Regions from separate parts of the Homo sapiens genome. Here region 2 is linked to region 1. A link is a contact called in ENCODE Hi-C or POLR2A ChIA-PET data. All regions are on one chromosome and are shown on one strand. The core of a region is the stretch at or near the end of the contact, and the rest is flanking DNA. Distances in the headings are between cores, read along the strand shown. Region 1 holds the start of AZI2 (5-azacytidine induced 2). Region 2 overlaps RBMS3 (RNA binding motif single stranded interacting protein 3).

The links. Hi-C counts contacts between places; a loop is a spot of excess contacts on that map. ChIA-PET counts read pairs that join two places held with the same protein, here RNA polymerase II (POLR2A). Pooled maps may share reads with other maps.
Region 2: a map with no recorded cell type shows a loop between it and region 1 (7-fold over the local background). The contact joins the enhancer-like site here to the promoter of AZI2 in region 1. A Hi-C loop is called at or near these places in 4 of 37 single-sample maps with no recorded cell type and 7 of 50 pooled maps. POLR2A ChIA-PET finds 5 or more read pairs at or near these places in 1 of 52 experiments (MCF 10A).

The regions. Positions count from the first base shown.
Region 1 is chr3:28,343,715-28,350,169 of GRCh38, forward strand. It overlaps AZI2 (5-azacytidine induced 2), which reads right to left and starts at 5,110. Exons shown (of 8, transcript NM_022461.5): 1 at 4,887-5,110. It overlaps ZCWPW2 (zinc finger CW-type and PWWP domain containing 2), which reads left to right and starts at 5,007. Exons shown (of 10, transcript NM_001040432.4): 1 at 5,007-5,489. RefSeq lists enhancers at 4,977-5,036, 5,224-6,204, 5,304-5,598, 5,637-5,716.
Region 2 is chr3:29,679,936-29,686,398 of GRCh38, forward strand. The region is part of intron 4 of RBMS3 (RNA binding motif single stranded interacting protein 3); the gene reads left to right. Among named protein-coding and RNA genes, the nearest start is that of RBMS3-AS2, 40 kb to the left of the region's middle. Within about 2 kb of position 3,921, at least 3 of the 41 ENCODE cell types and tissues checked have a DNase peak (open chromatin) inside an H3K27ac peak, as active enhancers do.

The DNA.
Region 1 (6,455 bases), core at 3,860-6,359:
AGTATGAACCAGGACTTGGATTTTAGAGCCTGAGCTATTAATATTTTCCCCTCTCCAATGAATCTTTTACAAAATCTTACACTCCTACAAATCTAGGAACCCCTCAGAAGGCTTACAAAAGTACTTTACATGGAAGGGGGTATATTGATACAATAATGTCACATTTTATACAACATGATAGCTAGTCATTTTTAAGACAATATGAGTAGTCAGACTGGTTTACCTATTGATATGCTACCTTTTTATTTATAAATCAAAAGTTGCATATATTATGTAAGAAAACAATGGCATAAAAGGATTTTTCAAGTTTTATACCATTATTCTATATATTTATTCTATACACTATAAACATTACTTAGAATACGCGGAAAAGCAGCATCAAATTGCTTATCTGTCCTAAAAGTTATGTAAGAAATAGCCATATATTAAAACACACAATGTGCTAGCACCACATATATGTATCAACTTTTATTGTTTTAAAATAACTGTCATTTAAATTTGTTATAAAATGGAAAATTAAAATTTTAATTACTATCCCTGCAAAAATTAATATGAAATCACAAGCATGAGAATATTAATACTTATCATATTAGTCTGTACAAACCAGACTTCTGGAGAGTAAAAGCTACAGGTCCAGGGAAAATGAGATCATAGAAAGGAAACAATACAAGGCAGATATCCCATTATATTTATTAATATAATGAAAGGAAAACTGTTAGCAAAGTAAAAAGTAGGCTATGTGTTGCCTTTGGTGTTATTGCTACGCAAGCATCCTTTATAAAATGTATTTCTACAGAGAAGTAAAGGGAGCTGTGGTAATCAGTCTCATAATAAAGATTCAGTTTTAAACACTTTTGTTGCAATGAAATGGCTGTGTGTGTGTATCCAAATCAGCTGGCCCATGAAGTCTGATTTTCTAGATAAATGGTAAAAGTGTAACTGGCTATTATTCTATTTGACAAACTAGACCAAGCTAGTTATATCATTTAACATTTGAAGAAACTTAACATTATACTGAGTCTTATTTATCATAATTTAAATGCTCTTAAAATAATAAATCTTTGTTAGCATTAATCTTTAAAAAATAAGTGCCATGAGCAGAATATTGTTATCAAAAATTAAAATTACCAAAGACTAGATAGTATTTTAAATAGTCTAGCAGAAACTGAACTTTCAAAACTTAACAAACATCAAAACACTGTCCAAAGACAAGCTTAAGTGGACTTCTCTCAGTGATGAAAATCAGTAATAAATGTATTCCACAGGGACATTCCATAAATAAATTTTGCTTTTCCAAGGGCATTCTAAGAAGCTGGAGATGACTGAGGGCAGTGTTTGACAAAGGTGTGGACCACTGCCTTAGAATTCCTCTGCATTCTGTTAAAAAATACTGATTCCTAGCTTCCACTGCAGATCTATGCAAATCAGAATATCTGGGGTGAAAAACTGCAAAGTGCACTCTGAATAAGCACCCAGGTGATTTTAAGTCATATTCCAATTTGAGAACCACTCATCAGAAAGAACAAAGCCAAGCAGTTACCACGTAATTTACAGAATTCCAATTCTTAGTATCCTTGAACATTTGTGGGCACAGTTAGTTCTATGTTATGAATTAGTAAACACCCTTTAGATTTTATTTTTAATATTATAGAAAGTAATTTCACATTCATCATCTCATCACAATATAGTGGGGTGTTAAATAAAGCACATTTATAGGCAAATGTATCTATATGTACTCATGCAAACATTTTATATATTTGGCAATTAAATTTTGTTTCTCCTTAGAGGTTTACTTAAATATAAAAAGCGAATTAGAAAAGATTGAGGTAAACACTATTGACAATTATTTTTGAGAACAATGAAATTTCCAAGAATGATAAAAAAGAAAGGGCACAATTTGTCAGATAAAGTAGGTAGAAATAAGAACAGTACTACCTGAAGCTTGGGGAGAAACACAGGAAAAAAAAGATTCAAACATTATTTATTAGAATTATTTTAGAAGATCTTAAATTTCAGTCTTCATCATGGCAATCAACACCAAGAGAACTCTCAGTTGTTCATATGCTACGTATGTCAAAGTTTGGGATACTAGAAAACATATCTGCTGATATCAGACTGGTCTTTTTTCTAGGAATAAATATGATTATCCTGTCATATTTCATCATCTTTATATCTGCCATTTTCATATTTCATCATCTTTATATCTGCCATTTATTGATCACTTACCATATGCCAGTCACTAGTGCTTTCACATGCATTTTTCTACCACTTAGCTAAGTACTGTTATGAAGAAAGTCTTAGAAAAGTTAAATACCTTACCTATAGCTACACAGCTAATCAGTGGCAAAGGTGAGATGTGAACCTAAGTAAGCTGTCAGAAGTCTATGGTCTTAATACAACATTCAAAGAGGCAATACAAAAGGGATTCTGGTTATCCTAAGAATATGGACAAGGCATAACTATGTCAAAAAGAACACTTTCCCAGGATTCAGAAACACAGATTCTAGTCTAGGATTTGCAACCCTGATTATAGTTTAGTTCGCTTTACCTCTCTAGATCAAAATTTTCCCACCTATACAGAATGATAGGGTTAGACTACATCACTAAGATGCCACCTTACTAAACTGTGAAGGCAAAAGTTTAATACAAATACAGAACAATGGCAACCTAAACAGAGAGAAGGGAATTCACATTTATGCCAGGAACTGCATAAAAGGTATGGTACACACATTATCTCAAGTCCACACCAAACTTGGCAAGAAAGGTATTAGCACCATGATAAATGGGGAAATTGAGGCTCAAAGAGGTGAGGTAAATTCACCTCACCACAGCAGTATGTGACAAAACTGAAGTTTGAATCAAGGCCTATATGGTAGGCTCTTTATTCCATATTGCCTCCTGAAGTAAATCATATTTAGAATTTTCACCACCTTTCTACCTCTGAAAAGTTAGGATATTCCCGAACCTATTTCGTACAATCAGTCAAAATACTATGGAGCAAGGATTAAGTCTTACGAAGACGAACAGACCAATGCTTATTCCCCTTTCTCAATTTGTAAAATAGCCTAACTAGTTTATAAAGAAGGGTCATCAAGTACCTCTTTTCAAAACATCATCTCTTAATCTGTGTACATTAGCAATAAAAAGCCCTGTAATTCAATAAATGTCCAAAAATGTACTCAACATTAGATATACAATATGAAGAAAAACTCCAGTTCCATTTTTATGACTCTTGAGTTATCCAACAAACTGCGTTAGTCCAGAAATCAGTTTGTATTGCACAGATCAAGACTCTTCCAGAGTTAGCATAGGTATGAAGAGCAGTCTACTTCTTTTCATCCCTTTCATACAGTAATACCTCTAATGCAACTAAGCATCTACTATACATTCAATGTTACTGGTGTTATTGAAAATTATTTTCTAACAGTGATAAGGCAACTATACTTGCACTCTGAATATAAGTGCCATAAAAAAGAAAAAGATTGGTTCTATTACTTCATGGATTATAAAAAAAACTTCAGCATTTTACTTAATAATAATGACAAGGTTCTGCATTGGTAATTAATAGTAGCCAAGCGTTTATGGTATACCAAGCAGTGTGCTTCACCTTTTGGAGAAACTATCTCATTTGTTCTTCATAAGCATTCAGTAAATCTATGTAATACCTCTGAGGTTGTAAAGAATCTCCTCAGATTACAGGTGGAGAAATTGAGACATGAAAACATTAGAAAGTAGGGGAGCCAGAAATGAAAATCAGGCAGCTGACTCCAGAGCCAGCATAACTCTTAGAAACTATGCTTTGGTGCCTTAGAGTATGTATTACACCCATTTCAGAGATAAGGAAAATGAAGAAAAAGTTTAGCCTCTTACCCATTGTCAAGTAAATGGAAAAATCAGCATTCAGATACTGGTGTTCTGACCTAATCCAGTGTCATTTCCCATTATGTTATGCTGTCTCTTTAATATTAAAACCTTCTACTTGCGTAAGATGTCTGGCTTACAAACAATATCACATTAAAATTTGGAAATATCCTGTAAAGGATGCACTGTTCTCAATTTACAGATGATGAAATGATCACAAGATTGGGCAATGAGATATGGCGTTTTTAGAGAAATGAAATTCTGCCTTGAGATCTTGCTCAATCCAATTTGAAATTCCAATCTAAAAACCAAAATGTCTTCTACACATAAGGCGCAAGGGTCAATTTTAATTCTGGTACGTCTGTCTTTGATCACCTTAGCAAATTTCCATCACCTCTTGGAGCAACTGATGGTTTGATTTGTACTAGAGTTTTCGTGGGTATTTTATCTCGCTTTCGAGTATTGGGGTTTCTTTTGTGTAGAGGGTGTCAGCCTACCTTGCACGTAGTAGTAGTTACTCAACAAACAGCCGAAGGCTGGAATGAATACCGTATACAGGTTAGACATTGGAGAAACGACGAATACCTGTTAGCCCTCGATCAAGTGCAGGGGGTCGATATTCACCACTCAGATGCCCCAGGGAGTACCGTCCTAGCCAATGTCCCTCTTTTCTTTCCGATAATTTGTATCGGAAAGAAGCATTTAGCAGTCTCAATGAATGAAAAAAAACTGAAGGCGCCCCAGTAAGAGTACGAAAAGAAAAGGAGTAATTAGAGAAGTGAATGACCAAGAAGGGCCTGGACAGCTGGGGGTGAGGGTGACAGGGGAAAGGGTGTGGACAGCTGGGTGTGGGGGTGACTGGGGAAAGGGATGCCCAGGAGTGGGCCGCTCCCTAGTCAAAGGAGGGGGCGCGGGAGGGAGTGAGAAAAAAATGACGTGTCTTTTTGGACCGGCAACAGCTACGGAGGTTGGCCGCGGCATTGCCCGCATCCCTATCCTCCACCCGTCCCTGGCGAGTCACTCACCCAGAAGCCAGGCTACGTAGGGCCGCCCCCAAGGCCGCCGAGTTTCGATTCCTTAGTGTTTGGAAACGGACCGAAAACAAACCGGGTCGCCAGGGGTCACCACGGGCTTCCGGTTTCTTCGAAGACACCGCCGCTTCCACAGCGAAGGGAGCTGCTCCGGGCACGTCGCGGAGGGAGTCCCATTTCTTCTGACTCGGCAGGAGCCCGGGACGTTCTGGAAGGAGGGACGAGCCGAGGCAGGAGGGGCCGGGCCGACGCGAGAGAAGGCCCGTTACCCAGCAATACGCGCGCGAGACCCAGGCCCGCCGTCGGGACCAGCACGGGCCGGAGGGAGGGGAAGCACTCCGGAAAGTGATTGGAAGTGTGGATGAGCTCTCAGCCGGAAAAGGGGCTGCCGCTGTCCGCGGGCTCGGCGCCAGGGACGCGCGAGGAAACCGGAAGTCAGGCCCGAGGGAGCTGGGAGGGCGTTAGCGAAGCCAGGTTCGGTCGTGGGGGTGGGGAAGTGCAGGAGTGGCGCGCGGCGTACTACATGTCCCGTGAGCCTCCGCGGCGGGACGGGGCGGGGCCGCGGGACGCCAGGAGGCGGAGGCGGAGTGGAGTTAGGTAAGAGCGTTACCAGCCGTCTTGTCTGTTGGGCCGAGGTCCCCCTTCAGGGGCGCCCTCTGGTGCGTCTTTTTCACTCAGTGTCCTTTTGGGGGGTCCCCGGGCCGTGTGGTGCGTGCTGGCTCGGCTCAGTAGCGCTGTTACAGGCTTACGAGCTGACGTGGCTGGGAACTGGGAAGTCTGTTAGAAGCCGTTCCTCTGTAGCCTCTGTTTTCTAAACTACTTGCAAGCCCTCAGGCGATCACTTGAGGCACAAGCTCGACGAATTGCGTAGGGGTCTGTAATTATTCACAAACGACACCACGACTTCTAGCACACTGCTCAATTTATGGAATGAGAGACAGGGAGAAGATGCCAGAGTACTGGAGTTGCGCCCGGCTTCCCTGGAGTTGCCACCACCTTGGTTATTTCTAGATGATAGACCGTCCCTAGCTGTGGAGTCACAAGTAGTTGAATTAATTAGTCATTGAAGGTCGCAGCCAGGTGGAACCCCTGTAACTCTAAGGTATTATTGGTTAAATAAACAAATAAACAAGGAACAATAATTATAGAAAATTTAACGTCACTAACCGCCGATTAGCAATACGGACATTACTCACCACCCCCTTAAAGTAGTATTTTGTCATCTGTCCGCTTAACTATCAGCCCAACTGTCAGCCCAATAGGATGGATTTCACTCAAGGGTTTATATGAAAATTCGTTTTTATTGTTGTTGGTTTTTTTATTGTCTTTTTTGGTTTAGATTTAAGTGAAAATTTATAGCTGTTAGGAACAAAGACCACAAGTTGAAGTTTTATGACATTTCTAAAAATACTTAGAAATCTGTGTTAATGTTATCGTTGAGAAAGGAAACGATTTGCTTCAATTTACTGGGCTGGAGAATGGAAGAGAGCAGTGTTTTTAATATTTTGAGCAAGTATCAGTCCTTAAATTTTTTTATTGCTTCCATGATGCATTTTGAGAATT
Region 2 (6,463 bases), core at 2,671-5,170, 1.3 Mb after region 1:
TGGGGAGAAGTGTGATTTAGAATTGGAACATATTTCATGTGAATTTGATGATGGCCACCGCTGATAAAATACCTTTGTGTTGCCTCTTCCATTCTGCCAGTGATAATAGGTTTTCACTGAGCTCTTTGCACTTGTTTTACAAAGGCTCAAGCCTTGAATACTTTGTGCCTCACAGTATCCATCATTTAGACTCTGAAATCCCCAGTGTCGATTTGACAGAACAGTCGTTTATCAGCCACGGTTTGCCAAGTCAGCATTAATGCCTATGTGGCCTGAGGAAAAAAATAAATAAGATCAGTGATGTTCTAATCAAGCTCAGACAAACATGTTTTTATACTTGCATTTGAGTGATGTTTTGCCTAACAGAAGTGCTGGGTTAAGATACATTAACTTGGGTCCCATTCTATTCTCTCTTGCTCTGGATGTGATGAGCATAGCGAGTTCTAAGCAAAATAGTGCGTGTTTTTCTCCTCTGAGTAGAGTTTTGTTGGCATTTCCTAACGCTTCTTTATGAAAAAGAAAATCAAGACTTTCCAGTAACAAGTCATTCTATCTAATTTCACTTGGTGCAAACAGTGACTGAAATATTTCTTGATTTTAATTAGAAGAAAGCAAGAGAAAGACAGACCACAAGAGTTTCATGAAGAGATAGGCATATATTGTAAAATTTCCCTAACATTTTATTATAAAATTCCCAAATACAATCAAAGATGAAAAGGAGTTTACAGTGAGCTCACTGCCTTAACTCTACAATGAACCTTTTACTATTCTTGTTTTATTATATGCCCGTCACTCTTTCATTCATCCTATTTTTTTCAATAAGGCATCTATTACAGGTATCAGTACACTTCACTTCTAAACATTCAGCATGTATATCATCAACTAGAGTTCAATGTTTCTATTTTTCCTCTTTTAGGATGGAATTTCAATACAATGAAATACAGGAATCTTAAGTATGCTGTTTAATGAGCTTTACCAAATGTATTTACCTGTGTAACTTAAAACCCTATTGGAGAAATAACATTGCTGTCACCCTGGAAATTAATTCATGTATGTATGTCTGCATTGATGCATACATACTGCTAGACCTCTGATACTTTTCTTAATTTAATAAAGAGAGTCCACTAGTACATTACAGGGTAGCTGTGGGGGCTGACATGTTCATCTCTCTGCTATCTTTCTCTACTCTCTTAATGAAAATTACATTCTGCTCAGCCTACTTGTTGGCCTATATATCCTGCACTTACTGAATGATTTCTTAAATGTTCTTCATGAAATGTTTCATTAAAATTAGTGTAAGAATGAAAAAAATGTACAAAGAGAAAGCTAATCAGCTTCTTCTCCTACCAACACCTCCAACATAAGTAAATAGCCTCATGCTGACTGATCTATAACTTTATTTTTTTTTCTTCAGCTTTTATTTTAAGTTAATGGGTACATGTGCAGCATGTGCAGGTTTGTTACGTAGGTAAATGTGTGCTCTGGTGGTTTGGATCACATATTATCCCATCACCCAAGTATTAAGCCCAGCATCCATTAGCTAGTCTTCCTTATGCTCTCCATCCCCCACACAATCCCCCCAGACAGGCCCCAGTGTGTATTGTTCCCCCTTCCATGTGTCCATGTGTTCAATCATTCAGCTCCCACTTGTAAGTGAGAACACACAGTGTTTGGTTTTCTGTTCCCGCGTTAGTTTGCTGAGGATAATGGCTTTCAACCCCATCCATGTCCCTGCAAAGGACATGATCTTCTTCCTTTTTATGGTTGCATAGTATTCCATGGTGTATATGTACCACATTTTCTTTATCCAGTCTATCATTGATGGGCATTTGGGTTGATTCCATGTCTTTGCTGTTGAGAATAGTGCTGCAATGAACACATGCATGCATGTATCTTTATAATAAAATGATTTATATTTCTTTGGGTATATACCCAGTAATGAAATTGCTGGGCAAATGGTACTTCTGCCTCTAGGTCTTTGAGGAACCACCATACTGTCTTCCACAATGGTTGAACTAAAATTTGCACTTCCACCAACAATTTAAAAGCATTCCTTTTTATCTACAACCTCACCAGCATCTGTCATTTTTTGACTTGTTAATAACAGCCATTCTGACTGGTGTGAGATAGCATCTCAATGGATCCACAACTTTCTTTGTGCTCACCAATCTTACGAAAGGATGGCTTGATGCAGGAAGGCAATTAGATGTTTGTTTGTTTGTTTGTTTTGAGTCGGAGTCTCGCTCTGATGCCAGGCTGGAGCGCAATGGTGCCATCTTGGCTCACTGTAACCTCCTACTCCCTGGTTCAAGTGGTTCTCTTGCCTCAGCCTCCTGAGTAGCTGGGATTACAGGCACACGCCACCATGTCCAGGTAATTTTTTGTTTGTTTGTTTGTTTTAGTAGAGACGGGTTTCACCATGTTGGCCAGGATGGTCTCCGTCTCCTGACCTCATGATCCGCCGGCCTTGGCCTCCCAAAGTGCGGGGATGACAGGCATGAACCACCATGCCCGGCTAGATGCTAGTTTTTAAACAAGCTCTGATTCATTGATAATGATTTTTGGCTGCTTGGGGTGCTGTGTTAGGAAGGATCCTGTCTATACTTAGTGGAAGAGTACCAAGATTTCTTACAGTTTTTGCCACAGGCAGGAGTTGAAACTGGAAAGCAAGGGAGTGGGTGGCATTCCTTTCCCATTGTAGGTTTGGGGAGCGAACTGCTGCACCTGGCAACTGAAAGGGCCAGAAGGGCACAGAGTACCACTCTATAACATTTCTATTCTGGTTCATTTTTGTGTCCTATTAAAACAGCTAATGTTTCTCTGCAACAGTGCTATTCACAAAAAGGCTGTCCAAGTAGGGTTTGGATACACAAAGTAGGAAAGAGAGAGAGAGAAGGAGATAGATTGGCAGAAACTAGCATATTCTATCATTCTAAGAATGCAAACGTGTCACCATTTGCCTTAAAGCTGATATACTCTAGGAATTACTCTTCCTATGCAAAGTGTACAATTCTAAGTGTTTAAGTATTTGGATCACTGTTACTGTGGGATAATAATGTCCAGTTCAACTTCACTGCTTTTCTCAGAGAGGCAAATAGATACTGGGTCAGTCAAGATTATTCTTAGTGTGTCGGGGGCAGAATGGTGGGGTGAAAAATCAAGCTTTGCTTTCATTTTTTACTACCCGGCTTCCTACATAACACTTCAGCAGATGTCAAGACCATTTGTTTGGTTCCTCATAGCCTCCATGTGATCTTTCTCTTCACTGCAGTGTTCCCCAGGTGTGAGTTGCTTTGCTCAAGATCATTTTCAATGACTCAATTTTCAAAGCAAATGTACACACAAGACAGTAGTATTTTCAAAAACACAGGTTATCACATTTTCCAAGGGGGATAGACAAGAGAAGGGAGGATGCCGAGAATAGAGTGTGAGTTTATTTCACATAGCAGGTCTCATAAAGATTGCATCCATAAATGTGCTGCCAAATTGAACAATAGCAGTGGGGAATAAAGGGGAGGAGGGAAGAGAGGACTCAGATGAAGGCAAAGAGAAAAAACAACTTTAGGAAAGTGTGAAGTTTAAGGAGACATGCCTATAACACTGGCTTTCTACCCAGTCTCATGCTAACTCCTGGCTAGAAATATATAGGGACACAGACACACACACACACAAACACACCACCTCCTTGAAGGAAGAAACATTTTATTTAATCAGGATTGCTAAGGAATGTTGCTGCTGATAAGGCGACAGAAAATATTTCTGGGAGTGCATTTTCGGAACTTGGGAACAGAGACAGTCTGTCTGAACCCAGCTCAACTTTTCTTTCTTATCACTTTTTAAAAGCATGTTATCTTTAAGAGCCAAATTAACTTTTCATGATATGGTTTCTCAGCAGCTGACACTTGGGCATTACAGGGCTGGACAGGAATGACTAAGCAGTTTTGTAAAATGACTATCCCCAGAGCTGCTGGCTTGCTGGTTTTGGTGTCAATCATATATTTAGGATCTTTTTTCCTGTCTAGATTTATGTAGCTCTTTAAGAATAGAATTGCTTGGTCCAGGAAAGGTGTGACTAGTATAATAAACAAAAGAAGCCACAGAGGATATTCTTGTGAGAAACCAATTAATTATTCACACCAATATGTTATAAGTACAGTTCATTTTCTCTTTTGACTATTGCATTACAAAGAATTTTCTCAATGCATTCAGGAGATATAATTAATAATACCCTAAACAGTAATTTTAATAGTTATGGTGTTGTACTGGGAGGCCTATCAACTAAAATTCAAAAATAAAATAAACACAGTCCCTACTTTTAGGAAGACAAGAGTCACTGTATTTAAATTTTTACTTTTGATGTCTTTATTATTTGTGGACACTCTGAAAAACATAAAATGTCATATTATAACAGACTTTAATGTTTTAAAATAAGTGGGATTTTCAAAAACACACAGTTCTGGAAAGGTGTATTTCTTTATGTACCTATCTATATGATAAGAAGTTTTACCACATGGCTGTATCATTTATGGAATCAATTAAAACCAACTGTGGTGGTAAAAAAATAACCTCTAGTGGACTTATTCAACTGTATATGGAATTTTATTTAGGGAGTTATGGAATGAATAGTTTTTTTCCCTGAAAGCATTGTTTTGTTAGTTTTCTGATTGTTTGATAGATAGACATAAAAATTTTCCTTATAAGTCCTTGGATATAATTTTACTTTTCACATATGATTGATCCCTTCTATTTATTTTGCCATCAGAAACCAATTTTTTAACATTGCATATTATCCAGAATTTGAATGTCACAAAATTCAAACAGGTAAAATGTAAGGTTTGTTATGTACACACACACACACACACACACACACACACACACACAGACACATACACTGAGCTAAAGAGGATGGTCTTTGTGTACAGAAAAGGATAACATTTTTTCCCTTTAGTATGTTTATTGATGAACACAAACAGAATTCTGTTTGGTTTATGTTGCATGTTTTATTGTTTCTTTTTTTAGATTTTAATTTTCCTGTTACTATGTGTGTATGTGTGTAAGTATAAGTTTTATATTTTTCAGGGGTAAAACAGTTTCCGGTAAACAATTTTTTTGTTTTGCTTTGTTTTGTTTTGTTTTGTTTTGAGACGGAGTCTTGCTCTGTCACCCAGGCGGGAGTGCAGTGGCGCGATCTCGGCTCACTGCAAGCTCCGCCTCCCGGGTTCACACCATTCTCCTGCCTCAGCCTCCCGAGTAGCTGGGACTACAGGCGCCCGCCACCACGCCCAGCTAATTTTTTTTTGTATTTTTAGTAGAGATGGGGTTTCACCATGTTAGCCAGGATGGTCTCCATCTCCTGACCTCGTGATCCGCCCGCCTCGACCTCCCAAAGTGCTGGCATTACAGGCGCGAGCTGCAGCGCCCAGCCCGGTAAACATTTTTTTTATAGAGGGAGTTTTAATACGTTCTGTATTAGTTTCTCTGTTTTTTCATTTGTATATTTGATGTGATACTCAAGTTGCTATTTAAGCTCTATTCTACCTTTTTTTGTCCCATGGGAGTCCATTCCATCCTCTAAAAAAGGGAAGAACATCAGTTCTTTAGCCATTACTTGGTGCAAAACAAGTTCCGGTTTCCTCCTTCCCTCAGGTGTGGATAAGAGCAGAAAAGTAGATACACAAAGAGGTATATACTTATTAGAAAGAAATCACTTGCTTAAACAATAGGCAGGAACTGTGCGACTCGACCTGGAACAAATAGGCATAAATAAGCAGGAAAATGTAATATTTGTTTGAGAGCTTGAAATGCAGTCTTTTAGGACATATCTAGGACATCCCTGCATCATCACTTTGGTAAGAACTTCAGTACCTTGCCTGCCAGTCATTTATATGCACGTTCCGTCACAGTTAGTCCCACCTCTCCCCACACCTTCTGCACCACTGCTGCCACCACCATCACTGTGCCTGGCAGCTGGGTGAATCAGGAAGACTTCTAACGTTAGTTTTCCCATATTTACCAACAAGTCTTCCAAAGTGGGCCCAAATTAAAGTTGTGTAACAACATCGCTTTCCCTCTCTGGATCTTCATTACTGGAGATGGAGGCAAGCACTTTACTATGGTAAGCACTTTTGACCTTAGACAGGTGGCCTAAAAGGTGGGTACCAACTAGCCTTTAGGACATATTCAGGAGGGCTTCTATACCAAGACTCTCTGGCCAACGTAGGCTAACAGTTCTTTTCCCTTGAGTTTTCATTTGCTTCATCTTAACCATATCTCTATTACTCTAATCAGTACATTCTAATAAAATTACTTGTATGTCTCTCAGTAAAAATATGGTCTTCTTGAGTCCCCCCATTTCAAAATTATTTTATTAGATCTTTTTAGGCTTACTGTGTCTCTGAAGGGCTTGGTGTATATTCATTGTTTGATAGCATATCATGGACAGTTCTGATATTTTAAACAAAAA